Regions from separate parts of the Homo sapiens genome. Here all the other regions are linked to region 3. A link is a loop called in an ENCODE intact Hi-C map of the cell type or tissue named here. Cell type or tissue: mammary epithelial cell. All regions are shown on one strand. Region 1 overlaps ARHGEF28 (Rho guanine nucleotide exchange factor 28). Region 2 has its middle 26 kb from the start of UTP15. Region 3 has its middle 8.4 kb from the start of ENC1. Region 4 has its middle 20 kb from the start of BTF3.

The links. A loop is a pair of places that touch in the nucleus more often than their neighbours do. Peaks named below come from ENCODE experiments on the same cell type or tissue, not always from the same donor. Only the 100,000 strongest peaks of a DNase experiment are listed, where the experiment ranks them.
Region 1: a loop joins it to region 3, with 8 times the contacts of the local background. A loop is called at or near these places in 27 of 110 quality-filtered maps.
Region 2: a loop joins it to region 3, with 22 times the contacts of the local background. A loop is called at or near these places in 40 of 110 quality-filtered maps.
Region 4: a loop joins it to region 3, with 9 times the contacts of the local background. A loop is called at or near these places in 3 of 110 quality-filtered maps.

Annotation. Positions count from the first base shown.
Region 1 is chr5:73,788,267-73,796,266 of GRCh38, forward strand. ARHGEF28 (Rho guanine nucleotide exchange factor 28) reads left to right here. Exons shown (of 36, transcript NM_001177693.2): 8 at 6,136-6,188; 9 at 7,065-7,125. Among named protein-coding and RNA genes, the nearest start is that of ARHGEF28, 170 kb to the left of the region's middle. RefSeq lists an enhancer at 7,775-8,000. In mammary epithelial cell, a CTCF peak has its summit at 4,665 (motif pointing left); a DNase peak (open chromatin) is centred at 4,675; H3K27ac peaks cover 171 bases.
Region 2 is chr5:73,587,522-73,595,521 of GRCh38, forward strand. No RefSeq gene overlaps it. Among named protein-coding and RNA genes, the nearest start is that of UTP15, 26 kb to the left of the region's middle. In mammary epithelial cell, a CTCF peak has its summit at 3,771 (motif pointing right); a DNase peak (open chromatin) is centred at 3,800; H3K27ac peaks cover 264 bases.
Region 3 is chr5:74,645,102-74,653,101 of GRCh38, forward strand. It overlaps a transcript of HEXB not described here. Among named protein-coding and RNA genes, the nearest start is that of ENC1, 8.4 kb to the left of the region's middle. RefSeq lists an enhancer at 3,948-4,027. In mammary epithelial cell, a CTCF peak has its summit at 3,880 (motif pointing left); DNase peaks (open chromatin) are centred at 2,190, 3,859 and 6,840; H3K27ac peaks cover 3,241 bases.
Region 4 is chr5:73,514,887-73,522,886 of GRCh38, forward strand. No RefSeq gene overlaps it. Among named protein-coding and RNA genes, the nearest start is that of BTF3, 20 kb to the left of the region's middle. RefSeq lists a silencer at 4,890-5,089. In mammary epithelial cell, a CTCF peak has its summit at 4,981 (motif pointing right); DNase peaks (open chromatin) are centred at 525 and 4,965.

The DNA.
Region 1 (8,000 bases), 860 kb before region 3:
AAAGATGACTTGCTTAATTTTATTCAAGCCATTGATTAACTTAGGAAAATTATGCCCTGGCTTCAATTTAAAAATGCAGTTAACCCTTGAAAAACTCAGATTAGGGGCACCAATCCCCTGCACAGTCAAAAATTCATGTGTAACTTTGACACTCCTCAAGCTTAACTACTCATAGCCCACTGATGACCAGAAGCCTTGTCAATAACATAAACCATTGATTAATATATATTTTGTATGTTACATGTATTATATACTATATTCGTATAATAAGGTAAGCTAGAGAAAAAAATGTTCTTAATAAAATCATAAGGAAGATAAAATACATTTACCATTTATTAAGTGGAACTGGACCACCACAAAGGTCTTCATCCTTGTTGTCTTCACATTGAGTAGGCTGAGGAGCAGGAGGATTAGGAAAGGGTGGTTTGTCTGCGTGTTTTATCAAATTGTCAAAAAATCTCCAAAAAAATTACCAATATATTTATTGGAAATAATCCATATAAAAGTGGACTCATGCAGTTCAAACCCGTCTTGTTTAAGGATCAACTGTATAATGATTTAGAGCTTCTGTGTAATTGATAATTGCAACCAAATTTTGGGGCTGAGGATACTTTCTCTCCATAATTGAATTCTTTGCTTTAGAGATTTCTATGGTGGGCAGGGGTGGGGGTTCAGGAGATGTAAAAATCTGTATCATAAAAATTTATCAAACATGGAGTTATATGATTCAACAATTATACTCCTAGGCATATACTTAAGAGTAATGAAAACATGTATCTACACAAAAACTTTTACTTGAAAGAATGTTCATTGCAGCATTATTAATAATAGACAAAAAGTGGAAACAACTCAGATATCCATCAGCTGAGGAATAGATAAACAAAACAAAGTAGATACCTCCTATCTATCTATCTACCTATCTATCTAATGGAATACTATTTGGCAGTAAAGAGGAATGAAGTACTAATACATGCTACGGCATGGGTGAATCTTGAAAACATTATGCTACATGAATCCAGTTTCAAAAGACTACATATTGTGCAATTCAATTTATATGAAATATCCAGAATAGGCAATTCTGTTGAGACTGAAAATAGATTAGTGGTTGCCTTGGGCTGGGGTGTGGAAGGAGGATGGTGAGGTGGTTGGGGAGAAATGTGGAGCGATTGCTAATGCGTGTGGGGTTTTCTCATTGGAGTGATGAAAATATCCTAAAATTGATTATGGTGATGGTTGCAGAACTCAATATACTAAAACCCATTGAAGTGTATACTCTAAATGGGTGAATTGTATAGTATATGAATTATACCTTAATAAAGCTGTCATAAAAACATATATGGGGGAGTATATACCAACATTTAATGGTAGTTATATTGATTTTTTTGTTTAGTTTTTTTTCCAAGTTTTTATTTATTTTATTTATTTTTTTGATACAAAAGACTTTATTGCAGCATGGGCTTCATGTTCACATTGGTTCTCCTTGCCCAGCAAGTCCCCCAGGAGCCTTGTGAGCAGCTCAGATAGATGCTGCACACACACTCAGTTTGTGTCACAGCTGAGGAACCCCAAACTAAGAAATCCCAAATCTTATAAGGAGACTGCTAGCAAGCCTGCCCAACCCTTGCACTGGAAGAGGCTGTTATCTTTACTACCCTGGTCTGAAAACAAATCTGCCTTCATCCCCAGGGGAAACACTATTTCTCGGTTTCAAGACTGTTGGCCACAAAACCATCCTTCAAAAGATAATCCGGTAGAAAAGTTTTCACAGTAAGAGTAGGCACACCATGGAGAATGGCCTGCAGCAGTCTGGTGTTGCAAGAGGGCTACTGTGGCTCCAAAATCATTTCTTCATTGAACTCTATTCAGACAAAAAGAGCAATGGAAAAAGATCCTTTTGCCCTGCAACTTTTTTTTTTTCTATTAGTGATAGAAGCCTTTTTTGGAGAGGTGCCAGGAAAGTTTCTATTAAGACTCTGGCCAGAATTGGATCATATGTTAACCTCCAGACAAAAAAAACTGTGTAAGAGGAGGGACTTCTCCACTGTCTTAAATAATTACTTTTGTCTTTAAAAAAAGAAACACAAGTAATTTAAATGAAAAAAAACCTGTATTTTAAAGAAGATGTCTTAAATTCTTTCTGAAACAATATAGAATAGAAATATAAAAATGATATGCCAAGGAGCACATTTTGGAGTTGCTTGAGGCCAAGGATTTCTTCCATCTTGGTTTCTTCTCCCCAGCTGCTGCTCAGTAGGGACCAGTGGAGCTTGTTGAATTGAGTGGAATGTTGGGCTCTCACTCACTGATAAGTCTCATTTTGATATTTCTGTAAATAAGTGCCTCATTGTTGCTCCCAGTCCATATTTATACCGAGCAGGCAAAATGAAAGTTCTTATTAGTAGTCCCACTTTTAGGAAAAAAAAAAAAAAAGGAATAACTGGGATATTGAAACAAACTTTCAAAGTGTGACAACAGTCTCTGAATTAAGAGTGGCAAGTAGTCTCTCAAGTGCCTTTGCCATTTTAATTCTCTGGCCATTGTGAATTGAATTTGTACACTAGGATAAAACATTGTAGCAACACATGCAGGTGCAGTAGTTAGTAGTGAAACAGCAATACTTACTAAGTGGAGAGGAAAAGGGTTGGCTTTTGGACTTACAGAGCTGGAAGGGTGGGAGGAAGTAAGGAGAAAAGGATTCATCTGTCTATGAATCTGGCAGTTCAGAAGTTGTGATAAAATAGCGCCAGTATTGGAAGTGTTTCAATTAGTTAATTCTAAAAAGTAAACAACTTTTCCTTCTCTGTCCTGATCCACAGCTTGTCTAACCATCCACCACATCTTGTCAGCTATGTATATTTTGGGCCACCAGATGTAGGTGGAGATGAGAAGCATTTATTCAGCACCTGTTAAGTGCAAAGCACCCAGCTTGGTGCTGGGGATACAAGGGTTGAGCGGAAATCGATCTGGTCCCAGCTCTCCCAGAATTTACAGCCTATTGAGAAAAAAAGATTCATTCAAAGACTATGAACTACCCACCATGTATGCCAGAGAGGCACAGAGGCTGCTATGAACACTACCATCAGGGTGTTTTTCTGACATTTGTGGGGGCAGGCAGAGCAAACTGAGAGCATGATCCTGGTTTTCCACCTGTGCTTTTGACACTACCCTGTAGATGTAAGCCAGTGGTGGACTTGGTTGTTAACAAGACAACACTGGTGGTCTGGCTGCGTCTGACCACGATTCTTCTGCCACATCCAAATGGTGATTAAAATCAGAATACTGAGCATCCTGTGTTTTTGGTTGTAAGCTTTTTTATTTGCTTAAGTCTAGACTCTGTGGTCTCATTTGCAAAATAAGACAGTAAGACATGTGCATAGAGGTGAGTTTTTTAGGCGAATCTGTTTCTTAATGAGACACTGGCATGAATCTTACAGCGACTTAACCCTGTTCACTGGTGCAGTGTCACTAGTAAACATAAGTCTTAGAGATTATCTCTTGTTCCATTATAGTTTGGCAATAACAAAAACCATGTTTATCAAGTTTGGCAAGTCTGATTTAGAGGAGTAATCCTTACTTCTGGGTGGGCTTGAGGGCAAGATTAATAGGCCTTTAAAACAGAATAGGTAGAGTTACTGATACCATTATCTGCTAAAGGTTGCTATAGCAATGAGTGGTTTGATTGCACTGTGTAATTGGTGGTACAGTGGGTTAGTGTAAAAGGATCCTACTAATTTAACAGAAACTCTCCTAGAGCAATTTAATTAATCCATTAGAATGAATGCCAAATTCTTTGAAAGCTCTAAGATATGGTTCTGTTTAGTTCTAGGTTAATTAAAGATACATTATTATCTGGAATCAGCACAGTATCACTAATATTTTTAAATGATTTTTGGATAAAGACTTTCTACATTTAAGTTATTTTTTAAATGATGAGGTACAATTTTTAATGAAGACATATATTTTAATATAGTTTGTGGTACTTGTTCTGAAGTGAAAAAAATTGCACTGGACTACACGGAAAAACGTAGGCATGGCAAGCTATAAAAACTAGTTCACTGGCCTTTTGAGAAGGGAAAGGAAGCTGGAACCTAAATGCACTACCAGGTGTGAACACATCCTCTGTAACTGCAAACTTCACTAACAGATGAGATTGCCTTTTCCATTAGCAATCTGGATAAAATGTGTACTGTTCTTCCGAATAAATGCTGTATGTACAGAATTCTTTAGGAATGCAATATAATGATCATTTAAGAGTTTATGGCTGAGATGACTTTAAAGGAATGAATGTCCTAAAACAGGCAAAGTAAAAGGGTGTGACTCTTGATGTCTGTGCAGATGTGTCTGTTGAAACTCTGGTCCAGGTTATCCTTCCCTTCTTTTTTTTTTTTTTTTTTTTAACGCCTTTGTGGTTTCTTTCCTACTTATCCCAATTTTTAGTGTTTGAGTATATGAGTTTCAAAACCAAACCAAATCCCTACTGTACACTTATAATGTGCCAAATACCATGGTAGGTGCTTCACATCAATTTTCTGCATCTATGTAGTGGGACAAAAATGCTAATTTTAACTATGTGTTTTGGACTTTGGCACTTGAAAGCAGGTCCTTGAAGGGTGAAATTAGCCCATTTTGACATTCCTACCTCTGGCAATGTTACTCTGCTGCCACCTGGAGGCCTTCTGTGGGATGTGCATTTAAAGGCCGGCAGGGATGCTGTGTACACAAGCTGCCTGGGCTGGGTGTCCACTATGATCTTGTCCTCATTCCCTGCTGAGATCAGTTGACATGACCACACAAAATTGGGGTTATTACTTTGTTCGCTGGTTATTTCCTTGTTGGTTTAATCATAGAAGCTAATATGCATTATAAATTCAAGAGCAATATACTATTGTGGCATGCAAATGTAGTATTACTTGCTTTCTGCAAAGCAAATTCAAAGTTATTGTTGTCCAGATTTTTAGAAACACAAGACAAGGATTGTTGGTTTCTCTGCTCCATCCTGATCTTATTACTTATAGCTCCATCCTTGTAATTTGTCATCTTTATTATGATTTGTCATGTAGAGCCATATAAATGAATACCTTATACATTTTCTAAGCATAAACATGGATGATAACTCCTAGCATTGTTGCCCAGAAGTGAGAAGAGCTTGAATAAATCCACCTGCAGATTTGGGGCATTAGATAAATTAATAGGAGTGACAAAACGGAATAGGGAAGGTCTAGGTAATGAACCTGCTGGAAAACTTCAGGCGTTTCCCCAGGATTAGCATAAAGCAGGGCTGTGGGGGAAGGGATGTGGAGATTCCAGAAAAGGAGTGAGACCCCACAATGTTGTATGTTAATGCAAATCTGGGGTAGAGACTTTCAGTCATATGTCCTTGCTAGGGATATCGAGTGCTTTAATTTTCCCCAGGCCCAAACCTGTTCTTGGTGGTTATTTCGACAATAGCGGCTCTTGTTTAAGGGCAACTGAGTATTTGGGAACAGAACCAATCAATTAAACCACAGATAAAAATGCTGCCTTGGGTGAACCTTTTTTTTTTTTTTTTCTTCATCCCAGTACATCCTGACCACTACTGTTTCCAGGAAACCCTTTATTCAGAAAGAGGACACCCGGTGTGCCCGGGGCTGAGGTTGGAGCTGAGGGCTATGCTGGTGTTCTTGACCTTCAGTGATGTGTAAGGAAAAGCCAGACCTCTTATATAATGAATTACGCTCTTTTAAAACATATTGAAATCTGTGGTATTTGAGGAAATAGACATGTGGGATTTCCTCAGGTGGGTACGAGTCACGTCCTTACAATCTGCTATTTTGAAGAACTTGCGGTAGTGAGCAGCCTTCCTTTGGAATCAAGGGCATTTATTTATTTAATGATAATTTTTTCCCCTTCAGGATTTCCTGTGAGAGCTCCTGGGCTTGTTTCCATCTTAGTCCACACAGATAATACCAGAGTATGGACAGTCGGGTTATTAGACACTCTGCTCTGTGGAGAGCTGATTTTTAAGAGGCCTAATCTAAAAACCTATCTCTGTGCAGAAGGCTCCTGGGCAACTCATTTACACTTGTCAGCTAGTAGTTGTTGTTCTTCTTAACAAAAGCTCCCATCAGCAGATCCTGATAATTATTTCTTTTGCAGAGATTAAGAATTCAGTGTCCAGCAGATCAGCAGCTGAAAAGGAAGATATAAAGGTAATGAATGACTCCCTGCTTCTTTCTTTGCACGTCTTTCCATAAAGTAGAAATGAAGATTTAGTGGTAATAAAAATGTTTAAAAAACACTAAAAAAAGGATGTGCCCCAAGTCACTTTCAGAATAATGTGAAATTCTGTTTTCTTTTTCTTTCTTTTTTTTTTTTTTTTGAGATGGAGCCTCGCTCTGTCACCCAGGCTGGAGTACAGTGGCACGATCTTGGCTCACTGCAACTTCTGCCTCCTGGGTTCAAATGATTCTCCTGCCTCACCCTCCTGAGTAGCTGGGACTATAGGCGCCCACCACCACGTCTGGCTAATTTTTGTATTTCTAGTAGAGATGGGGTTTTGCCATGTTGGCCAAGGTGGTCTCGAACTCGTGACCTCAGGTGATCTGCCCGCCTCGGTCTCCCCAAGTGCTGGGATTACAGGCATGAGCCACCGTGCCCAGCCCCATTTTCTTTATCAAATTCTTAATCCCTATTCTTTATAACCAAACCTAGCTATCTTTCTGAGTTGTAGTTGTATATGCAAGATGATTGAATACATTCTGCAAAACAAATTTCTACTTGAAGTTTGATGTTTATAGATATTTGACAACAATGTGATTACAAGAGTAAATGTGGGAGATGTCCTCTGAGAATAAAATAACCTGTGTACAGCTTTCAGGTGTGTTTCAGCTTGGGATAGATTCATTACTCACTTTTAGCTGTTAAATAATATTAAGTATAAGACTAGTTTTCTGTTTACATGTGATGATACTTGTAACATGTTTTCATTGATGCTTTCCAAGGTTGTTTTTCTAGTTCACAAAAATAAACATTAGTGTAGCATATATGTAATTTTTTAAAAATCCACCTGACTTTATCTCTTCCAGCGTGTCAAAAGCCTGGTGGTTCAACACAATGAACATGAAGACCAGCACAGCCTAGATTTGGGTATGAAATAACGCTTTTACCTATACTCGTAGGGGCATCCCAGATCCAGGTTTAGAGTGGACAAGAAGCAAGTAAATTTTAACATAAAATATTCCTTCCTGGTAACCTTATCTATTTCCTGAAACGCATCCAGATAAATTTTATTTGTAGGATCATTTGTAATACTATGACTCTAGAGGTTGAGACTCCATTTACAATCTAAAAAACAAGGCAATCAAAGCTTTTCCTGAACAGTTTTACTCTGAGCCAGAAGCTGGCTCTGGACTTGTCATATGTTCCCTTGTTATTTCTGTGAAGTAGGCACTACCAGTCTCAGGTTCAGGTGAAGCAGTTGAAGCACTGGTGGAGAGTAGATGGTGGAACCGAGACTCATAACTTCATTCCACCTGGCCCTAGAATCTCCAAGCTTACCAAAATCCCATTTTGATGCCCAGTGGGGTCCCCTTGGAGCTGAGCCTATGTGATCTACACTGCTGAGCTCAGGAAAAGACCAGATGTTTGTTCTGGGATTTGAGTCTGATGTGAGTGTCCTTTCAGAGGAACCAGGTGTTCCTCCACCCTTGGCAAGGTAGAGGTATTTCCTCCCTCTGACCTGGGAATTCTCATCTGATTACAATATTCTGTTTCACAACTCCCTGAGGACCCCTTCCTAAATCTCCTCCCAGGTACTCTCTATTTCTTCAAGGCTAATTTGGACCCCAGCCCTATCTCTTGAGTTACTTAGAGGTGAATAGAGCATAATGAAGCTAATGGGGTGTTTGAAGATACAGGCTGAGCTATCAGCAGAGGCTGAGTTTGGGCACCTGGATGTCTGTGAAGACCTCTGGGGCTGACAAGTGAGAGGCAGATGAGCACGAACCACTCCAGTTGGTTTC
Region 2 (8,000 bases), 1.1 Mb before region 3:
GAGTCCACTTCATTGATCTGGTCTGAAGTACTCATCTGGCAGCTACTTTATCTGCCAACGCAGCCACTGGCTTGGTCCTTCCTGGCTCTGGCCCATCTGTTTCTAACTTAGTTCCCTGGCCCTGACTGCCCCAGATCTGCCCCTGAGTTTTCTTCCTCTCACTGATTCTTGCTCATAAACTCTTCCCATGGCTTGATTCTTCCAGCCCTGTTGCTTGGCACCAGCTCCCCAGGCATTTTCTCTAGCAGCTCAGGGTCTGAGGAGAGGTCTTTTAGGACTGCCATCCATGTGCTACCTCCCCTGACCAGGCTGGAGGAGAGGGACCTCACCTCAGTAGTCTTGGGTGATGCTGAGGCAGCAACGTACTTCGTACACACACATTGGCATTCTTCTGTTTATTCATTTAACAGATGTTTCTAGGCCATAAGCTGTGTGCCCTGAGGTCCTTGGGCTGTGATAACATTGGGGAATGAAGCAGCCCTCTGATGTCTTGAGACTTCTCATGTTGAGGATAGCCACCACCATGCCCTGGAAGCTCTCACCACTCTAACTAGAAATGCTTAACTCACATCCTCTCTAAATAGAGTACAGGCAGCTGCACACTGAAACTGAGATTGAAGAGGATACAGTGAAACAGCAGGGTGAGTTCTAGGCAAACTGTGGCCATTGCAGACTTTCTGTTTTCCTCAGCCTCCTTGCTGACACCCTACCACCCTCAATGGCTGCCCTCCTCTTTTTTGGAGGAATACCTAATGCTTGCAGAATCGTCAGGCCTCTCTCCCTTCTTCTTCCTTCTCTAATCAAAAGAGGGAATCCCCTGAATTATTTCCATTATAATGTGTCTATGTTTTAGTCAATGCACTGAAATGTAAGCACTGTGACTAACGGTGGACTTTGTTTTTGAACATGAACCAGGTAAGAGAGAGTTGGGAGGTGGGGAAGAGAGTTTCTGCTTTTGAAACTCAGTAATGTTTATTAAAAAGCCCAGCCCTCAACATATACTTGCTTTTGATAATTTTCTTTACCTTGGCAGGGAGAGAGAAAGGGAGGGAGATTGAGTTGAAAAGCTTGAGACTTTCCCTGAGAGAGATCTTAGATTTTGGGGAGGTCGAGTAGGGAGGGAGCAGCACAGTTGGGACTATGGAAAGACCATTCCCAGTGGCTTCCAGGGATAGAGAGAAGCAAATGCCAGCATAGTGAGATCTTCCTTGCTCTCGTTTGTCTTGCCAAGCTCCAACCTACATTTTTATTTTGGTCTTACATCCCAATAATCCCCAACAAGATGCATGTACTTTGGCCAAAATGGATTGTTCCTTTAAAACTTACTAGTTTCTCATTTTAGTTAACAATATAGTTTTAAATAAACAACATATGGACCGGGCATAAAATTCTAAAGTGCAAAGTAGACAGTGATAAGTCTTTCTCTCATCCTTTCCCCTAGTCACCCAGTTATCCTATCTGGAGGCATTTATAAACATACACTTTTAGATATATATCTGAATAGGTATAGATATATCTCTATATAGATTTTCCCCAATGTAATTGAAGCATAATATATATAATGCTGTTCACGTTGCTCTGTTTTTTTTGTTTGGAAAAAGTAATAACATACTGTAGCTATAGTTCCCTATCAGTACGCATAGAACTGCCTCAAAAAATACACACATAGAAAAATTTTCTGACAGTACAAAGCAGTATATATAATAGAGTAAAAAAAAATCTCCATTCCTTCTGGATCTCAGCCCACTTTCTTCTAAGGTAATGTCTTATATTATGGTTCTTCAGGGAAACAGAATGAATAGGAGATTATATATATATATATAGTCAGATTATATATTATATATTTTATATATATATATTATATATATATATATTAGCCGGGAAGTTCCATGATTTGCCACCTGCAAGGTGGAGAACCAGGAAAGGTGGTGGTATAATTCAGTTCAAGTCTGAAGGCCCGAGAACCAGCAGCTTTGGCATCCAAGGATAGAAGAAGATAGATGTCCTGGCTGAAGAAGAGAGAGTGAATTTGTCCTTCCTCCACATTGTTCTATCCAGGTCCTAACAGACTGGATGTTACACTCCCACATTGGTGAGAGATCTTTACTCAGGGATCTTTACTCAGTTCCCTGATTTAAATGCTAATCTATTCCAGAAATATCCTCACAGACACACCCAGTAAATGCTTTACTGGCTATCTGGGCATCCGTTAGCCCAGTCGAGTTGACACATGATACTAACCATGACAAGGCTCTTACCAGTTTCTTAAACGGCTGTAATAATCAAAGTTCAGTTGTCCTAGAAATAGAAATCTTCTAGGAAGCTAAAGTAGACGGGACTTAATACAGGAAGTAGGTCCTTATGAAATCACTGGAAGGGCTAGAAGAATAGGGATAGGAGGGAGGGAGTGCTCCAGATGGAGCCACTGTTCAAGAGCATGGCTCCAGAGAGCAAAAAGCTACTGCTCCTGCCATCATGAAGCCAGAGGATATACCCTGGCAAGCTGGGTCACTTCATCACAATTGCATCTCATTCCCCATCTCCTTTCCTTGCTTGCTGACAGTAACAAGCAGGAAGCTGGCCTTCCGCTCATTCCTGACTTTCATATCATGTTAGTATATCTAATTGGAGGAGCCCAATTTTGCATCCAGGGCATTATCTGGAAAGGAATGTGGGAACTATGGCTTTTAGCTTTCCAGCTCTACAGTTTTGAAGACATCCTAGAAGGAGGATAGAGCAGAGGAGGATGGAGCAGAAGGTAAGAGAGCCAATCCACACAATATTCTCCCCCAAATATTCTACACATCTTTAACCATGTGCATGCACAACCTCACTTCTAAACAAATGAGATCACACTATACCTCTGTTCTGCATTTCAGGTTTTCCACGTATTGTGTATTAGTGGTTGATCCATCTCAGTACAGACAGCTCTACATCATTCTTTTTTATGCTGGCCTCCTATATTACTATACAGCTGTGCCATAATCAGTTTAACCAGTCCCCTATTCATGGGAATTTAGGTAGTTTTCAGTCTTTTGCAGTCACAAGCAATTCTGCATTGAGCAAGCTTTTGCCTAAGTTTGTGTGTGTTTTGAGGAGTATGCTAGAATAAATCAACATGGATTATTCTGACCCCAGAGAACAAGACTTTGTTTTCCCACCCCAAAGTCTTTGTGTGGTAATGCCTCATCCCTGCTGCTCATCTTCATCTACAAGGGATGCTGTCCACCCTGGAGACCTCCTTCTCATGCATACACGGTACTTAACACTCCACAGAGTACCTGATAACTGCACGAGAAGCTGTGATTAGTCCAGTTCTGCACATAATGACACTGAGGTGACGTAGAAAGTTTAGGTGACTTGTCCAAAGTCACACAGTTGGTTAGTGGCAGATTTGGGATTTGAACTCAAGCATCTGCTTCAAGAGTACATATTCTCAACCACTACAGGAATAGCATCTTATTTTCTAGAAACATAGAGCAAGTCCTTAGTCACCTTTGTGTCTTTGACTTTATCCACAATAAACAGCTGGTAGTAAATATGTGTTGAATGAGTAAATGAATTCTTATCGGATCTAGTTGGCAATTTATATGAAAACAGCAGTTTTGTTACTATGCACAACATGAAATTATTATTATATCATTTTGCCTGAGACACAACTCAAAGCAAAGATGTTTCTGGAAGCTGCCCTTCTTGTCCATTGAGAATTTTAATCAGGTAAAATTGAAATCATGCATTAGACAACCTACCTCAGTTCACCATTAGTCCACCAGGTGGCAGTATTATCTTGAAAAACCACAAGAAGCCTGCTTTCTCCCCAGCTCTTCCCCTGAATTGGTGTTTTAGAGTCATCAGAGTTGGCACAGAATAAACCCAAGATATTTGGTTATTACTGTGTTGACAAAGTAGCTTTGAAAGTTCAATTATAGTTATTAATAGATACCAGAAATGTGGAAATAAAATCTAACCAAGGTTCTATTTCTTTTTTAAATTGGTATATACTCTTTGTACATATTTATGGGTGGCGTGTGGTATTTTGTTGCACCCATAGAATGTTTAATGATCAGGTCAGGGAATTTTTTTTTTTTTTGAGAAAGGGTCCAGGTCCACACTGTCGTCCAGGCTGGGGTGCGGTGGTGTGATCATAGCTCACTGCAGCCCTGAACTCCCGGGCTCAAGTGATCCTTCCACCTCAGCCTCCCAAGTAGCTAGGACTACAGGTATGCATCACCATGCCCAGTTAATTATGTATTTATTTATTTTAGAGACCAGGTCTCGCTATGTTGCCTAGGCTGGTCTTGAAATCCTGGCTGCAAGCCATCCTCCCCAGGAGGCCTCTCAAAGTACTGGGATTATAGGTATGAATCACTGTGCCCAGCAAGTCAGGGTCTTCTGGTATCCATCACTTCAAGGATTTATCATTTCTATGTGTCGGGAACATTTCAAGTCTTCTCTTCTAGCTGTTTTGAAATATACATTGTTGTTAACTATAGTCACCCCACTCTGCTATTGAACATTATAACTTATTCCTTCTATCTAATTGTATGTTTTTACCCATTAACCAACCTTTCTTCATCTCCCTATCCTCTCCCCTGACACACCCTTCTCAGCATCTGTTATATATCATTCTACTCTATCTCATGTGATACTTGTCTTTCTGTGCCTGGCTTATTTCACTTAACATAATGACTTCCAGTTCCGTGCATGTTGCTGCAAATGATGAGTTCATTCTTTTTAATGGCCTAATAGTACTCCATTGTGTATATATAGCACATTTTCTCTATCCAGTCATCTGTTGATAATCACTTAGCTTGATTCCATATCTTTGCTATTGTGAATGGTACTGCAATAAACACGGAGTGCAGGTGTCTGTTTAATATACAAATTCCTCTTCCTTTGGATAAATGCCCAGCAATGGGATTGCTGGATTGTAGGTTAGTTCTATTTTTAGTTTCTTGAGACATCTTCATACTGTTTTTCGTAGTAGCTGTACTAATTTACATTCCCACAATAGTGTATATGAGTTACCTTTTCTCCTCTGTTATTTCTTATCTTTTCAGTAATAGCCCATTCTGACTGGTAAAAGATGATAAGTCAATATGGTTTTGATTTGTATTTCCCTAATGATTAGTGATGTTGAGCATTTTTTAACGTATCTGCCCATTTGTATGTCTTCTGTTTATTCATGTCCTCTGTCCACTTTTTCCTGGGATGATGATGATGATGATGATGATGATTGTTATTTTACTGTTGAGTTGTTTGAGTTCCTTGCATATTTTGGATATTAGTCCCTTGTTGGATGAATAGTTTGCAAATATTTTCTCCCATTCAATGGATCATCTCTTCCCTTTGTTGATTGTTTCCTTTGCTTTTTAGTTTAATATAGTCCCATTTGTCAATTTTTGTTTTTGTTTCCTGTGCTTTTGAGGTCTTAGCCATAAAATCTTTGCCTAGGCCAGTGTCCTGAAATGTTTCCCCTATGTTTTCTACTAGTAGTTTTATAGTGTCAGGTCTTATGTTTAAGTGTTTAATCTGTCTTGAGTTGATTTTGTATGTAGTGAGAGATAGGGGTTCAGTTTTATTCATCTGTATATGGTTATCTAATCTTCCTAGCCCCTCTTATTGAAGAGGATGTCATTTCCCCCATAAATACTCTTGGAAGCTTTGTTGAAAATCAGTTGGCTGTAAATATGTAGAGTTATTTTCTGGCTTCTGTATTTTGTTCCTTTGGCCTACATGTCTGTTTTTATTCCAATACCATGCTGTTTTGGTTACTATAGCCTTGTGACAAATATGTTTTGAAATCAGGTAGAGTGATGCCTCCAGCTTTGTTCTTTTTGCTCAGGATTGGCTATTAATGATCTTCTTTGGTTCCATACAAATTTTAGGATTGTGTTTTCTTTTTCTGTGAAAAACGACATTGATGTTTTGATAGGGATTGCATTGAATCTGTAGATTGCTTTGGGCAGTACGGTCATTGTAACTATATTAATTATTTCAATCCATGAGCACGGGATGTTTTTCCATTTGTTTGTATCCTCTTCAATTTCTTTCATCTGTGTTTTGTAGTTTTCATGTAGAGATCTTTTATCTCCCAACATTCTATTTCAATTAAACTTTTCAACAATGTAGACTAATGGAAAGAACAGAGCTATAATAATCTTGGGTAAGTCCTAGCTTCTCTGGGCCTCATCTTCAACATCTGTCAAATGGGGCAAATATTACTTCTCTTGCAGGATTGTTGTGAGAATAAATACAATGATATATGAACTGTGTCTTACTTACTTACTGTGTTTTTCACATGTTTGTGATTATGGAAAGTCTACTTGCCCTGCACCAGTTGGGAGTATTTTCTTAGTTGACCTGATTACTAACATCATTTGAATCACTTGGATAAGGGTTAAGTTAAAGTTTTCTTTTTATGTTATTATAAAGGATGTTTTCTAAATAAATTATTTACGTAAAAGAATATAACTGACTTGGGACTGACTGCTTACAAGCATTTTGAAAGTAAATGATATAATTGCAGTACATACAAGTAAGATACTGGGCTGGGCACGGTGGCTCATGCCTGTAACCGTAGCACTTTGGGAGGCCAAGGCAGTCAGATCACTTGAGCCCAGGAGTTTGAGACCAGCCTGAACAACATGGCGAAACCCCATGTCTACAAAAATAAACAAAAAATTAGCTGGGTGTGGTAGTGTGCACCTATAGTCCCAGCTACTCAGGAGGCTGAAGTGGGAGGATCACTTGAGACTGGGGAGGTTGAGGCTGCAGAGAGCTGTGATCACACCACTGCACCCCAGCCTGGGTGACAGAGTGAGACTGTCTCAAAAACAAAAACAAACAAACAAACAAAATATAATAAGATAATAACCACTAACCACTTGTTCATAAAGTAAGATGCCAGTTCCCACTCCCTCATTGGTGTTATATTAGACATTTTAAATAACGTTGTTTATGTCTCGAAACATATTTATTATGGCAGATTTTCCTTTATTTAAATTAACTACTGTGTGAGACTGTAGTTAACTACAGGTGGGAGTATGTGATGACTTAACTGAGCAGAAAGTTAAAAATATAAACTGTGTTAATTTGGTCAGGTGCAGTGGCTCACACCTGTAATCCCAGCACTTTGGAAGGCCGAGGTGGGTGTATCACCTGAGATCAGGAGTTCAAGACCAGCCTGGCCAACATGGCAAAACCTCATCTCTACTAAAAATATAAAAATTGGGTGGCAGCGTGTGCCTGTAATGGCAGCTACTCGGGAGGAGAATTGCTTGAACCTGGGAGGCAGAGGTGGCAGTGAGCCGATCTCATGCCACTGCTTTCCATATATATATATACACACACACACATACACACATATATATATACACACACATTCCATATATATATACACACACACATATATATATACACACACATATATATCTATATACTGTGTTAATTTAATGAGAGTTGGCAATTTTCTACAAGCAGTGTTATGAGGTATTGGACTCATATAAAAAATATATTCATAAAGTGGTTCAAAATGTTTAAAAAACACGACTTAAAAATACATGAGTTAAAAGCAATTTTTTGTTTGTTTTTTAGATGGAGTCTTGCTTCTTTGCCCAGGCTGGAGTGCAATGGCGTGACCTCGGCTCACTGCAACCTCTGCCTCCCGGGTTCAAGCAATTCTCCTGCCTCAGCCTCCCAAGTAGCTGGAATTACAGGCACGTGCCAGCATGCCCGGCTAATTTTTGTATTTTTTTTTTTTTTAGTAGAGATGGGGTTTCACCATGTTGGCCAGACTGGTCTCAAACTCCTGACCTCAAGTGATCTGCCCGCCTTGATCTCCCAGAGCGCTGGGATTATAGGTGTGAGCCACTGCACCTGGCCAAAAGTGATTTCTTTATAGGAAAAAAGTTGAAAGCAGTAGCCAGACTTTCTTTTACTGTTACTCATTTAGAATAAAATATTTTATGTCTCACCTGCCTCACCCATTCTTTTTTTTT
Region 3 (8,000 bases):
AATTGGTTTGATCATATTTTAACATTTCAGTTGCTTCCTACATCCATTATGTGTGTCACCTTATGTGTATTTTGTGAATTAAGCTGGATTGTATAGTATGATTGTTTTTAGAGGTGAGCCCGTGCTAAGTTGCCAGGCTGGAGTGCAGTGGCTATTCACAGGCCGACATGGTTCACTGCAGCGTATAACTCCTGGGCTCAAGCCATCCTCCTGCCTCTTCCTCCTGAGTAGCTGGGACTGCAAGCGGGTGCCATGGTACCTGGCTCCATATAGTATGATTTTTAACTTCAAATTCCAATTGTTCACTACTGCTACATATAAATACAATTGACTTTTGTATTATGATTTTTAATGGAAAATGTTGTGTGAAAGTCTGTCTTTGTCCCGTAAGTACTAAGCACCACTGTTCGTGTTGAGCTCCTCTATTAGGGGCTTGTTATAGATGGGAAATTCATTCTTCCTTTGAGACTCCTTCACCTTATACAGCCCTTCAAGGAGTGACATTTCAAGGAGTAGACAGTTTATTGGCTGCTTACAGGACTGGAGAGAGACATATTTGAGTCACTTTCCTTGTATTACTCTATAAAGTTAGGTCATTAGGAAATCAAGTGATCTAGACTGCTTATGTTGTTTCTACTCCAGGGCCTTTCAAGACAATTATCTTCACAGCCTATTGTAGGTTATAGATTTTAGGGTCAGCATTTAAAACAGCGCTTATTATTTTCTCAGAACAATGTATGGTAGAAATATAGAAAACACAGAAAAGCAAAAGAAGAGCCGCAAACCTATCACTTGGAGATAATGACACTCATTAATCTCCATTTAAGTTCCATTCTTCCTATGTCTGCATACTATTTTTTTTTAACAGTTATGTGATTAAGAGTAGAGACTCTAGAACCAAACTTGGATCCCTACTTTTATATTTAGTAGCTGGGTGTTTGAGGGGCAAGTATGGCAATATCTCGGTGCCTTCATTTCCTAATCTGTAGTATGGGATAGTAACAGTACCTGGCTGGAAGGTTGTTTTGTGGATTAAATAAATTAGTATGTGTAAAGTACATAGAACAGTGCTTGGTATGTGGGAAGGGCTATATAATGCTGGCTTTTATAATGATTCCTTAGTAAACTGCTTAAGGAGAATGATATTCTTGAAACCTGTAGATATTTCCTTCCAAGTAACTCTCCTAAATAAAAGTGACTTGAATCTTTATCAAACTCTTATTTCCACATCTGCTCAGTAGCACTGGGTTAAGGGACACACTGGTGTCTTGAATGAGTTCACAGATCTCTTAGAGTGTTTACTTGAGGCTCTGCTCTTCTTGCACACCCAAAAAGCAGACAGCTTTTGCAACAAAAGCTCAGATTCATGGAGTCTGCCTTTGCCTTTTCCCATCTGTTATTGATACTGTCTTCCTGTTTTGTACTGGGACCACTGGTCTTAAGTTGACAATGAACAAACAATTCATTCTTTTTTTTTTTTTTTTGAGACAGAGTCTCACTCTGTCACCCAGGCTGGAGTGCAGTGGCATGATCTCGGCTCACTGCAACCTCTGCCCTCCGAGTTCAAGCGATTCTCCTGCCTCAGCCTCCCGAGTAGCTGGGATTACAGGCGTCTGCCACCGCGCCCAGCTAATTTTTTGTGTTTTTAGTAGAGATGAGGTTTCACCATCTTGGCCAGGCTGGTCTTGAACTCCTGACCTCGTGATACACCCACCTCAGCCTCCCAAAGTGCTGGGATTACAGGCGTGAGCCACCACGCCCGGCAACAATTCATTCTTCATTCTCCATTACTTTAAAAAACGAAGCTGCTGCAAAGGGAAAAGAATTTAAGAAATCACACGTTTTAAAAAGAAATAGCTAGCTATATTTAGAAGAAGGTAGCCCTGCCAAAACACATCACACATGGAATATAGATGCCTACTTTTTCCTGCCCTGAAGAGCTTGGAGAGTGTGCTTGGTAAAAGCTCACTCAGATCTATCAGAATCACACAAGGCCTCTGTGGGGTGTGGCTTTGCACAACCCAGGGGAATCCTGAACCATTTTTCTCCCTGTTTTTCTTTTGAGTACCCCAAGGCTCCTGGATCCAAACTCTTAATTTGTTCTAAGTAATTACATTCAACAATTGACCGTTGTTTGAAGCAATGAAAATGCAGGTTTTGTTTGGCCTCTATGCTCTGCTTCTAGGGCACAATGCCAAGTCTCTAAGCATGTCTGGGCATGAAGAAGGGACTAGAAGAAGGGACCTTTGTGGTCCAAGGGCTTGCACCTTTGAATGAATATTAAAAGGATTTTATGGTACTCTGCAAGCACAGATGCTACTTACTGCTTATAGCTCAGCTTGGGCAGGAGTCTGAAATCAGGAAGCTGCAAGTTAACATTAGCAGAATGAACAAAGAATGAAGAAAGAGATAGAGACACTGATGCGTGTGTTGTCAGAAAGAAAGTTTCCATAAGTGTTTCTCCTCATGATTTTGAAAACACGACATGAACAAGGATATATACAAGCATCCGCAAATTTCTCTTAGCCTCGTAAGTAATTTTAGAAAACATTCACTATAAGATCCCAAATAAAGTTGGAAGACTTGCAATTTCTTTATCTGAGGATATTTGGAAATATTGACATATCAGGAGGAAATGGTAACTTTTTAAAAGTATGTATATTCAAATAGTTATGTCAGTTTTCATACCCACAGTTATCTGAGAAATTGTGGTTTCATTCATTTAGCCAATCAGTCATTCATTCAACAAATATTTATTTACAGGCATCGTGCTAAGGAATATCCCAGTTTCACTAGGCTTCTCTCCCAGCCTTTCATTGTGATCTTACAGTGTCTAGGCTTGGCCTGCCATCAGTGTACTTGTATTTGCATTTGGAAGGTATCTCCTTTCAACTCTGAAAGACAGAGGTGGTCTAATGGAGGCCAAGAGAACCCATGTTTAGGCTGAAATGCCACCATTTAGCAAATATGTGATCCTGGGCAAAGTATTTATTCTCTCAGACTCAGTTTCTCATCAGTAAAATGGGGCCTAATAATTATAATATCCAGTTTGCAGGGATACTTGAGGATTATAGAGCATAAAAGCACTCTGAAACTGAAGATCTCTGTGAATGGTCTTTTATTTAATGCCTGAGAAACTTGCATTGCCTTAAGAAAATTATCCCAAATGGTCCAAGCATTAGATTATTGTAAGAGATGAAACCATTTCTTCTGACTATTGTATTAAAAAACATATTTACTTTTGTAGTTGACTTTTTAAATTCTTAATATTAGTCAAAGTAGTAAACACACATGGAGGCACACTCAAATAGTACCGAAGGACAAGAGGAAAGGTGCAGTCCCCTGACACCTCCAATCCCCTTCTCCAGCACAATCTGCAGAAAGAACCATGCAACCATTCCTATTTTCTGTTCTTCAGCTTTACCCCACAGTTATATTGCCCTTATACTGTCTTAATAGTGGGAGGAAACATCCCGGGGTTTTCCAAAACTGCACCAATTTCTTCTACACCTCTTCTAGGACACTTGTTGAAAGTGAACAGGAACACCTAGGTACATTCTAATTTTTCAAACAGTGGTTTTCCAGGCAGAATCTTGATCAATGTCATCGGCATACATGTTCATTTTTAAAATTCCATACATAATTTTCTATGGCTTAATAAAATATAAACAACTTTCCACATCCCAATTTTTTGCATGTGTGTTATTATGGACAAAAGTTTGTTTTGCTTTTTTTGCTTGTTTGTGTGTTTCTTGTGCTAGTCACCTAAGAATGAAACTGCCACCCTCAACAAAACCAGGAATGGAACACTGTAGCACAGAACACAAATGCGGGTTTCCACAGACCACAGCACAGAATTTGGGTAAAGCAATAGTGCCCTCTTCTGGCTACAATGAAAAACCAATTATAGAAGGGTCTGAAGATATTCAAAACCAACCCTACCGAAAAAGAAAACAATGAACATTGTGTGTAGACCCTTGTGGATCCGTTTGAGCAGCCACTCTTGCTGTCATAGCCCTAAAGTTTCTGCATTCAAATGAGCAATGCCAAATGTAATCTGGGGTCCGGCCGGCCTGCAACAATGCCGTGAGCTCCTGTGTTCCTTAGACTGGCTAGCAGAGGGCACAGCTGGGTCATGTATTTTCTCAGCAGAGACTGAGCAATTTCCAACTAGCCAACCCAGTGCCACTGCCCCCTCTGTGCACAATAATAATATAAGTTGTCCTGAGGGCCCCTGGACAGGGACTCATTTGTCCAATGGGATGGTCTTGGAGCTAGTAACAATGACTAGAATCCCTAACATTTATATGGTCTTGTGTGCTAGGCACTTTCTATGCTTATTTCCTTTAATCCCCACAGCAACCCTGAAAGAATAATGTCTCACTTCGGTGAAGCCAAGAGCTGAGTGCTTAACCACTGAACTACATTGCCTCCTCTATTTTCCTGATTATCTAAGGCCCATTCTTTTCTGTTCTCTGGAATGCCAGCCTTGAACACCTGGCACATACCCAGTGGATTTCTAAGAAATGATTTTCTTGGTTTACTTTGCTCCATGTTGACAGGCCTGATAAAGGTGTGACAAATGAGAAGCTGGAATCAATTGACTAAAATGGTATAGTTGTGTTTTTTTAATCCACTTGTACTCTTTTACCATAGTTGATTGAATGTCTTACCAGATCATTCTTTCATTCTGGCACACAGTACCCATAAGAGATTGTTACATCAGTTCACAAGCAAAGGAATGTCCTAATCAAATTGCTCTTTTAAATTTAGATCAGACATAGTTCCTTAACTATGGAATGAAGCACTGTTTCCCCAACTATGATCAAATCCCAAATATTGAGAGAAGCATCTTTTTCCCACTTTGAAATCTGTAATCCAAATGTCCAGGCAAGCTCTGGGTATCCTCCTGGAAGGATCTGGAGCAAAAATGCAATGGAAAATGAAGGAAGTGTTTAACTTCTTGGCTGTAGCCAGCAACTGTGACATTATGTTTAAAAACCCACGATGCACAGATTCAGCTGAAGTTTGAAGTCTTTATATAGGACAATGGTTTACAGATGCAAAGCATGCTGTCAGTGAGCGGGCACGGAACCTCCTCGAGCATGTTACAGTGCCTTTCACTTCTTGAAGAAGCCAAACACAGTAAAACCTCAATCGTCTAGAAGCCAGCTCACTAGAATAATTAATAAAACATTTTTCCTACACTGAACTTTTAGAGGACAGATGCTAAACACACAAAAACATATCCCTGTTGGAGCATTCTTTTAAAAGCAAATGATGTTTACCTAAGCAACAAATTGGTAAGATTTACTTGATAAACATGAACTAACAGTATAAGGGCAATATTATTATGGGGTAAAGCTGAAGAACAGAAAATAGCAACTGTTTCATGGCCCCCTCCGCAGATTGGGCTGGAGAAGGGGGTTGGAGGTGTCAGGGGTCTGCTGCCTTTCCTCTTGTCCCTCGGTACTGAGTGTGCCTCCATGTGTAGTTACTACTTTGCCGAATATGAGGAAGTTTTAAAAGTCAACTGCAGGCCAGGCGCGGTGGCTCACGCCTGTCATCCCAGCACTTTGGGAGGCCAAGGCGGGTGGATCACGGGGTCAGGAGATCGAGACCATCCGGGCTAACACGGTGAAGTCCCATCTCTACTAAAAATACAAAAAAAAAAATTAGCTGGGCGTGGTGGTGGGCACCTGTAGTCCCAGCTACTCGGGAGGCTGAGGGAGGAGAATGGCGTGAACCTGGGAGGCAGAGCTTGCAGTGAGCTGGGATCACGCCACTGCACTCCAGCCTGGGCAACAGCGTGAGACTCTGTCTCAAAAAAAAAAAAAAAAAAAAAGGCAACTGCAAAAATAAATGTTTTTTAATACAATAGTTAGAAGAAATGGCTTCATCTCTTACAATGATGTAATGTTTGGATGATTTGGGATAATTTTCATAAAGCAAGTTTCTCAGCCATTCAGTAATATGACCATTCATAGAGATCTTCAGTTTCAGAATGCTTTTATGCTTTGTGATGCTCAGGTATCCCTGCAAGGTGGGTATTATAATTATTGGGCCCCATTTTACTGATGAGAAACTGAGTCTGAGAGAATAAATACTTTGCCCAGGATCACATATTTGCTAAATGGTGGCATTTCAGCCTAAACATGGGTTCTCTTGGCCTCCATTAGACTACCTCTGTCTTTTCACCACTGTGTGTCTAACCCTTAGCGCAGCACACAGTAGTAATGTAACTATTTATAGCATGAATAAATTTAATACGTTTAACAAATGAATGAATGGCTCTTCCTAGTACCTCACAAAGAAATATCAAAATTATGCCCTTTGTTCTATACTCGCTAAGGCAAGAAAGTCTAACAAAACATTTCAAATAAATTTTCACCTTGGACTAACCCCAAATGATTTGCCTTAGGCTATCTAGAAAGCTTCATTTCCAGAATATTTTGCTTAATCAGTTTCATTGGATGCCTCAAGAAATAGGACCACATTCAGGGACATCACTTAAAGGAGGATTCCCCCAAATCTCCAAGCAAGGACGATCATTGACATATGATGAATAAACCTGTACAAATAACCGAGGTCTCTTTTGAAGCATGAACCTTTCTATGGATAAACTAACCAGCATCTCTGTGCTTTTCCTCTCATGATAAGAAGTATTAAATCACCCAAACAGCAAGTCACCCAAAGGCTGAGGTAATTCATTTCTGCTCCTGGGTGATTAATTGGTCTGTATGCCTTGGTGCTAGAAGTGATAAGACTTAGGTAATGGAAAGCCAGAGCATATCTCCAGGTTCACAATAAGTAATGGGTTATTAATTCGAACATGCCAGCACAAATCCTCCTGGCCTGTGGTCAGGTAGGTAAGTCTATTTGCCAGCTCTGTGTAAAACTACTCTTATGCCAGACAAACTAGGACGTGTCTAAAAAGTCAGACACTGCATTCTTTTGCTTGGTCTAATACTCAACTCTGGCATGAGATGTCTACGTGGAAATTAAAATGATGAACTCTTTTACGTGAGTAGGTAATACATATGCATGGATCAACCATAAATAATAATTAATGTCCATTTAGAGTCACAGTGGTTTACCTCTCAACAATCCCAGGAGGTAGATACTATCATTATCTCCATTTTGCTCATGAGGAAACAGGGGCAATGATGCGTTTGAACTTGTGCAAGAATCCAGTTATTAAATGGCAGAATCCAGACCCCTCGCTTTCTTTTTCAGAGCTGTGCTCTCCTAGTGTGTGGGCCTCCTGGCCCACGTGTCCAGCAAGCAAGCCACTCCTGAATACACAGTAGCCGTTTGCCTTCATGTATTTGCTTAATCAATGGTACGAAAATTGCAGCCGCTCCCATGTGTTGGGATGTTTTGCAAAATTTTTTACATTCAAAAGAGTCCTCATAGTTGGGTATAGTTAGGACAAACAGACCATAAGAAAATGTAACTTAATTTTTCTAGAACAGAACTTTTTACCATAAGACCCTAATCTGCTAGTTTGGTGGAAACTTCATTTGAGTCATGTAAGGGATTCCCTCCCTTACCCCCACTACCCCCAGGATTGTGTCCAAGTTCCAAAGTGTTCTTGAGCAGCCAAAAGTCAGGGATAGAGGCTCATCTGGTCCTCCCACATCTGCCCACAGCACCAGCTCCGAGATAACCATCACCCTCTCTGAGCTCCAATAAGGTGGCTACTCAGTCTTGTCTCACTGCAGTCCCAGGCCCATCCCATAAGGAGCAAGGGGGAAAAGCCTCCCTCTTGGGCGACTACACACATCTACGCTAGTGACACATATCCCTTTATATACCAGTCATTTTTAATGCCCTCTTTGCTTTACTGAAATGGAATTTATAGATAATAGACTCTATTGAATATAACTTCAAAAAACTTTAACATTTCTTAACTGTAATGTAAAGGAGGACCCAATAGAAAAGTATAATAAAATTATATGCACTCAAATATGTGAATGCTCTAGCTTGACTACAGTAGG
Region 4 (8,000 bases), 1.1 Mb before region 3:
TGCAATGTGCCATGATAGAGCCACTGTACTCCAGCTTGGGCAACAGAATGAGACCCAGGCTCAAAAACAAAACCAGGCCGGGCGTGATGACTCACACCTGTAATCCCAGCATTTTGGGAGGCTGAGGCAGGCAGATCACTTTGAGATCAGGAGTTCGAGACCAGCTTGGCCAACATGGTGAAACCCCATCTCTACTAAAAGTACAAAAATTAGCTGGGCATGGTGGCATATGCCTGTAATCCCAGCTACTTGGGACGCTGAGGCAGGAGGACTGCTTGAACCTGGGAGGCAGAGGTTGTAGTGAGCTGAGATCGCGCCACCACACTCTACCTTGGGCGACAGTAAGACCCTGTCTCAAACAAAAGAAAACAAACAACAACAAAAAAAAAAGCAAAGACGAAATGCGGACCATGGTTTTGGGATCCAATTAGACATGCCAAAGGACAAACATTTGCCATCTGCTTAGTGGTTTCTGGAGTAAGCAATCATTGAAGAACAGGAAGCGGAAGCTGCTTCTGTTTTATTTAGAGTGGCTTGGCACCATGAGCAAGAACTTGCCTGACCAGTTTTTTTGGCACACCACGAAGAGAAGGAGTTCTCAGACCACTTGTTATTTTATTTTATTTTATTTATTTTTTTAAATAGAGACAGGACCTCATTATGTTGCCAGGCTGCTTTTGAGCTCCTGGCCTCAAGCAATCTTCTCACCTTAGCCTCTCAGTGTTGGAATTATTGGCATGAGCCACTGCACCCAGCCTCATGATTATTTTTGTCAGTTACAGCAGCACTACCTTTTGCCAACAACGATACCCACCTTTGATATTTCCAAAGTGACCCATTGGCCAGAGTTGCTAAACAGCTCTGAACCTCCCTCAGGGGCTGAGTCTGGAGTTGCGGGATCTCTTGGGCCCCCACCTAAGGAACTAGCACTCAAACCCCCTTTTGGGTAAACAGTATTTTTTAACAAAAGGGAGATGGAGTGGTGTCTTTTCATAAGAGCCACTTCTAGACTCTAATCTTTTGTTCCTTTGGAACTATGTCAAATATACAAATAAATGCTTTTAGCTCTACCATTGGATAGTGCTTCAGAATTAGCAGCCCTGTCACATAGCTATGAATATTCACATTCTTGGTGAAGAAACTTAGGCTTGAAGAATCTTAAGTGTCACAGCCTGTCAGTGGTAGAAACAGGGACAAGAAGGCAATCAGACACTCCAAGTCTATTCGCCACACCAAAAATCCCTGCTGAAGATTCTCACTCTGCCAGACCACAAGGACCCTGCAAGCAAGGCCTTGCTCCTTGAACCAGATCTGGGTTCAATGTTAATTTATTCTTCCCACAGTAGCTACAGCCTTTAAAATGTTCTTACTCTCTCGGCTGGTCACAATGGCTCTTGCCTGTAATCACAGCACTTTGGGAGGCCAAGGTGGGAGGATACTTGAACCCAGGAGTTTGAGATCAGCCTGGGTAACATGGTGAGACCCCGTCTCTACAAAAAGTTTTGTTTGTTTGTTTGTTTGTTTGTTTTGTTTTGTTTTTAATTGGCCAGTCATGGTAGTGTGCACCTCTGGTCCTAGCTACTCAGGAGGTTGAGGTGGGCGTATTACTTGAAACTGGGAGGTCAAGGCTGCAGTGAGCCATGATTGCACCACTGCACTCCAGCCTGGGTGACAGAGTAAGACCCTGTCCCAGAAAAAAAGAAAAGAAAAGAAAAGAAAAAAATTGCCATAGGGGAAAAAGAAAATAAAAGTTTTTACTCTTTGACTTAGAAAACCTACTTTTTTTGGAGGAGGGGGACGGAGTCTCGCTCAGTCGCCCAGGCTGGAGTGCAGTGGCGCAATCTTGGCTCACTGCAACCTCCACCTCCCAGGTTCACACCATTTTCCTGCCTCAGCCTCCTGAGTAGCTAGGACCACAGACGCCCACCGCCACGCCCAGCTAATTTTTTTGTATGTTTAGTAGAGACGGGGTTTCACCATGTTAGCCAGGATGGTCTCAATCTCCTGACCTCGTGATCTGCCCAGCTTGGCTTCCCAAAGTGCTGGGATTACAGGCATAAGCCACTGCACCCGGCCCTTTTTTTTTTTTTTTTTTTTTTTTTTGAGACAGATTTTCACTCTTGTTGCCCAGGCTGGAGTGCAGGGGTGTGATTTCGGCTCACTGCAACCTCTGCCTCCTGGGTTCAAGTGATTCTCCTGCTTCAGCTTCCCGAGTAGCTGGGATTACAGGCGCCTGCCACCACACCTGGCTAATTTTGTACTTTTAGTAGAGATGGGGTTTCACCATGTTGCCCAGGCTGGTCTCGAACTCCTGACCTCAGGTGATCACCCACCTTGGTCTCCCAAAGTGCTGGGATTACAGGTATGAGCCGCCACACCTGGCCTAGAAATCCTACTTCTGAGGCTCTATTCTAAGCATATAATTGGATATACACAAGAAAGCTTTAGACGTAAAGACTTTTTTTTGGAGATAGGGTCCTGCTCCATTCCCCAGGCTGAATTCAGTGCAGTGGTGTGATCACAGCTCACTGCAGCCTCCAACTCCTGGGCCCAAGTGATTCTCCCACTTGGCCTTCCAAAGTGCTGGGATTACAAGTATGAGCCACTGGGCCCAGCCAATATTTTTTAAAATAGTATAATTGATAATAGGAAATGTTAAATGCTAAATAATGCTAAAATACATATTAAACAACTGTTTACTAAAAGCAATCAAAATAAGGTACCCAATTTTATATATAAAAGGTTCTTGAATGTGTAAAACAATTATATGAAAACACTAAGCATGAAAACAAAGACTGGGGCAGTCAGAGGCTATCTCTGGGTTGTGGCTTATTTGTTCATTCATTCCTTCAGCTAGCATTTACTCTGTGTTAAGCACTATGCTATATATATAGATACAAAGGTAAACAAGAAAGATATCTGCTTTTCCCTTGGTGAACTTACTTAGCTCTAGATAACAATATGGTTTTTAGCAAGGAGGTTTGTGTCAGAATCATCAGAAAGTGCTTGTTGAAAATACACATATTCAATACCTCACTCCTGAAGGTTGGGTTCACTGAGTCTGGGATGGGGTGAGGCATAATGTAATTTATTTAAAAATCTCTCTTAGTGATTCTGAAATACAGGCAGGATGACAGCTACTGTCTTAGAATAGAGGTCTCCAAACTTTTATGATTCTATATCCCTTCAGTAACAAAATAACTAAATAAAATAAAATTAGCATTCTGGCCAGGCACAGTGTTTCACGCCTATAATCCCAGCACTTTGGGAGGCCGAGGCGGGTGGCTCAGTTGAGGTCAGGAGTTTGAGACCAGTCTGGCCAACATGATGAAACTCCGTCTCTACTAAAATTACAAAAATTAGCTGGGCGTGGTGGCATGCACCTGTAATCCCAGCTACTGGGGAGGCTGAGGCAGGAGAGTTGCTTGAACCCGGGAGGTGGAGGTTGCAGTGAGCCGAGATTGTACCACTGCACTTCCAGCCTGAGCAACAGAGCAACACTCTGTCTCAAAAATAATAATAATAATAATTAAATAAAATTAGCATTCCATCACAATTTATTTATAGATTATATACCTGTACTAGTCCACTAATATGCATATTATTGTAAAACATTGTTTTACAATATTTAACTCAAAATTTAAATTTAAGAAGGATGAGATTAAATATACAATGTAAAAATAAAGATTCTAATATTTTCTCCTCTAATCCTACTAGATCATCTTGCCCACCTTTTGTGATCCATTTGAAAATTAATTCTCTCGTCTAAAGGATAATGAAGCTGTGAGAGGCAAAAAAGAAAGAAAGCTACTTTTATTTTGTTTTGTTTTGTTTTGTTTTTTTGAGGCGGAGTCTCACTCTGTCGCCCAGTCTGGAGTGCAGTGGCGGGATCTGGGCTCACTGCAACCTCCACTTCCCAAGTTCAAGCCATTCTCCTGCCTCAGCCTCCCAAGTAGCTGGGACTACAGGTGTGTGCCACCACGCCCGGCTAATTTTTTGTATTTTTAGTAGAGACGAGGTTTCACCGTGTTAGTCAGGATGGTCTTGATCTCCTGACTTCGTGATCCACCTGCCTCGGCCTCCCAAAGTGGTAGGATTACAGGCATGAGCCACCTTGCCCGGCCCACAAAGCTACTTTTAATAAGTCATTGCTTATTTAGCATCATAGCCCTCAAGGGTATCCAAAAATCTAATGCAAACATTAATAATTAAAATGAAATTAGATCTAAAAATAGGATTAGACATCAAAATAGACCTGTGACATTGACATAAAAGTAGAACAAAGCGTGTTGTCTTAGTCCATTTTCCACTGCTATAACAGAATACCACAGACTGGGTAATTTATTTTAAAAAAGGAAATTTATTTCTCATAGTTCTGGAGGCTGGGAAGTCCAATACCAAGGGGCCAGCATCTGGTGAGTGCCTTCTTGCTGCATCACAGTATGTTTCCAACACATGAAATTTGGGGGATACATTCAAACCATAGCACATGTATTTATTCCTCCAGTGCCTATTATATAACTGCAAGTCATTCCACTGCAGGTCAGCAGACATGAGAAAACGTTATGGGGTCTCTGGGCCCCAAAATCTGTCTTAAATAAGCCATTAACAACCAAGAGAGGAGAGGGGGAGGAGTTGTACAGACAGTTCCTTCCAAATGTTGAGGAACTTAACACAAAGCCTGAAGGGTGAGGTTGGGACAGTGGAATCCTGAGGAGGGACTGGGGCTAAGAAATGGGGAATACTTGAAGTGCAAATCCTCACTCACCTATCTTTTGGCGGAGGCCGATACATGCACATGCGCGCGCACATGCACACACACACACACACACACACACACGCACACGCACACGCACACGCACAGGCACGCAGAACAAGGGTTGTCAGGAAATTGAGCTGAGGTTGCCCAGAAGGCTTGTACTGCCTCTCCTAACTTACTGCTGAGACCCCATCTGGTGCAAGGCCAATTTCTATACTCAAGAGGGCAGCAGAGAGCAATGAATGGGCCCTCATTCATTTGAGATCTTCAGCACACGGGCCAATAACCACCACCCTTGCTGCTTGCTCGGAGCATCGTGGACCCAAGGTCTGGAAGGGCCAGAAGATACTCATGCCTGTCCCATGCTACTCAGGGATGGTTGACCAGAACACTTTAAGGCACTTGGAGATAAATCACCAGCCACTTGCCACTGCCGTTATGATTGTGTGTTCCATTTGTAAGCACTGTGAGGATTGTTTAAGTACCTTCAGACTCTCTTTACTTTCAGAGAGCCTGTGAGGTAAGTGGAATTCGTAGGATCATTTTATAGATGAGAAAACAGATGCCCAAAGATGTGAACACTTGCCCAGACTTCAATAGCTGGTTAGAGACAGGGCTCGACTTGAACCCAAATCTCCTAAAAAAGCAAATTTAGTTTATCCTGTGAAACTCAACATTTCTCAGAGTTCTTGGACAGTATGTCAAGAATCTGCAAATTCTCTGTAAGAATTAAAATTTTTGTCTTCACTGTGATAATTATCTGTAACAAAGATTAATATCTTTAAATAAAGAGACGACTTCGCAGAGTTACCAAGTGACACCTGTATTGCTCACTTACACAGTGTTGGTTAAGTGAAAGGTTTCTTTCTCCTAAGTTATAAACAAAGGCAGGAATGTATTAGAACTTCTGTTTTGCATGGAAACAGGCATTCTTATAAGTTATATTTTGAAACTCACCATAGAGAAACAGACTAAATAAAGACCAGACTTGACCTAGTATTTTTCTGTCATCAGCTCCAAAGTAGCAATTTAGTTTCTACAAAACATGTCCATCACATTAATTGAACATTGAAATTTTGAATTTTATTAGTTACATGGTATTTGGTTTCAATTTTTTTCTTTAATTACACAGTAATTGCTATGTTTTGGATGTATATGCCCCTATGAAATTCATATGCTAAAATCTAATGACTAAGATGATGGTTTAGAAGGTGGAGCCTCTGGTAGTGATTAGGTCATGAGGATCAATGAGGGCTCCAGCCTTGTGAACAGGATTAACGTCCTTACAAAAGGCTGCAGAGAGCGGCCTCGCTCTTCCCCTCTTCCACTGTGAGGATGCAGCAAGAAGGCGCCATGTTGGAAGCACAGAGCAGCCCTCACCAGAGACCGAGGCTGCTGGGGCCCTGATCTTGGACTTCCAGCCTCCAGTACTGTGAGAAATAAATTACTATTACTTACACATTACCCAATCTGTAGTATTTTGTTACAGCAGCCCAAATGGACTGAGACAGTAATCTACAATCATGGAGCTCATACAATGTTTTATATTTGTAGATATTGAAATAACATTATTATAGAAATGAAAATGATGGCAACATGTTGAGAGCTGGAGCCTGCAATAACTTTTCAAGAACATGAAGGGGTCCATCCATCACTTGGGTTTGAGGAACAGACAGCGGAGGACCCTGCCTCATCTCCTTCCGCTCCACGACGTCTCATGTCAAGAGCTGCTCGGCTTCTTTTGCTCCTCTCTCCTCTTCAGCATATCAGCCCTTATTCTTCTGTTACTGTGACTCCATACTTAGCTCTTGAGCACCTTAGCGGGGGTGTCCTTCTTGGGAAAAGTTTTGGAACCCTAATTTAGTCCAATTACCATAATTTACACATGAAGGAACTGGGGCCCAGATGGATAAAGTGACTCATTCAAGGGCACTGGAGATTGGAGCTGGCTCTCCTGATCCAAAGCCCAGAGCATAGATCCCCAGGAAAAGCACAGGGAAGCAGCACTTGCTACTTCCCACAGACCTGCTAATTTCCTGTTTCAAAATGGGAGCAAGGCTAGACCACAGTCATGGGTGCAAGGCATTATAAGAGGCATGGCACAGTCTGTTCCCAGAAATGCACCATTGATTTGAACACCCAAATGGCTAGGAATATTAAGAGCTAATCCAAACCATCAGAACTGCTGGCTCCAACTCTAGCAAAGAAAAATAAACAAAATCTTTCTAAACTTAGAAATGGTTCAGGATTATTTTTCTTTTTTTTTTCCAGCTCATCAAAGATTAGCTGTAGAGTTCTCTCCACCCACCTCCAACACAGTGATTAAAGGTCCAGCATTGCTGGCCAGGTACGGTGGTTCATGCCTGTAATCCCAGTATTTTGGGAGGCCAAGGCGGGTGGATCACCTGAGGTAGGGAGTTCGAGACCAGCCTGGTCAACATGGTGAAACCCCATCTCTACTGAAAATACAAAATTAGTCAGGTGTGGTGGTGCATTCCTGTAATCCCAGCTACTTGGGGGGCTGAGGCAGGAGAATCGCTTGAACCTGGGAAGCAGAGGTTGCAGTGAGCCGAGATCGCGCCATTGCATTCCAGCCTGGGCAACAAGAGCGAGACTCCATCTCAGGAAAAAAAAAAAAAAAAAGGTCCGGCATCAAAGCCTCCCTCTTCCTCAACAGATATTGTATGATGAAGGGCAGTCACTGCCCTGGGGGTCAGCAAACCTCTGGCTGGACTTGGATCTGCCAAGGAGAAGCTGGGCAGCCTTGGGGAAGCTATTGCTACTCTTCAGGCTTCCATGCCCTCTTCTGTAAAATGACCAGAATTACAGTAGAATTTCAGTGTTTCCTAATCTTCCCTGAAGATAAAAATCCCTTGGCATAGGCCAGGCACGGTGGCTCACACCTGTAATCTCAGCACTTTGGGAGGCCAAGGTGGGCGGATCACCTGAGGTCGGGAGTTTGAGACCAGCCTGACCAACATGGTGAAACCCCATCTCTACTGAAAAATACAAAAATTAGCCAGGCATGGTGGTGGGCATTTGTAATCCCAGCTGCTTGGGAGGCTGAGGCAGGAGAATCGCTTGAACCCAGGAGGTGGAGGTTGAAGTGAGCTGAGATTGTGCCACTGCATTCCATTCTGGGTGACAGTGAGACTTTGTCTCAAAAAAAAAACACTTAAATTTCTGAGCCCCGACCCAAATTTGGACTATTCAGGAAGATGCCTGGTAATCTATATTTAAC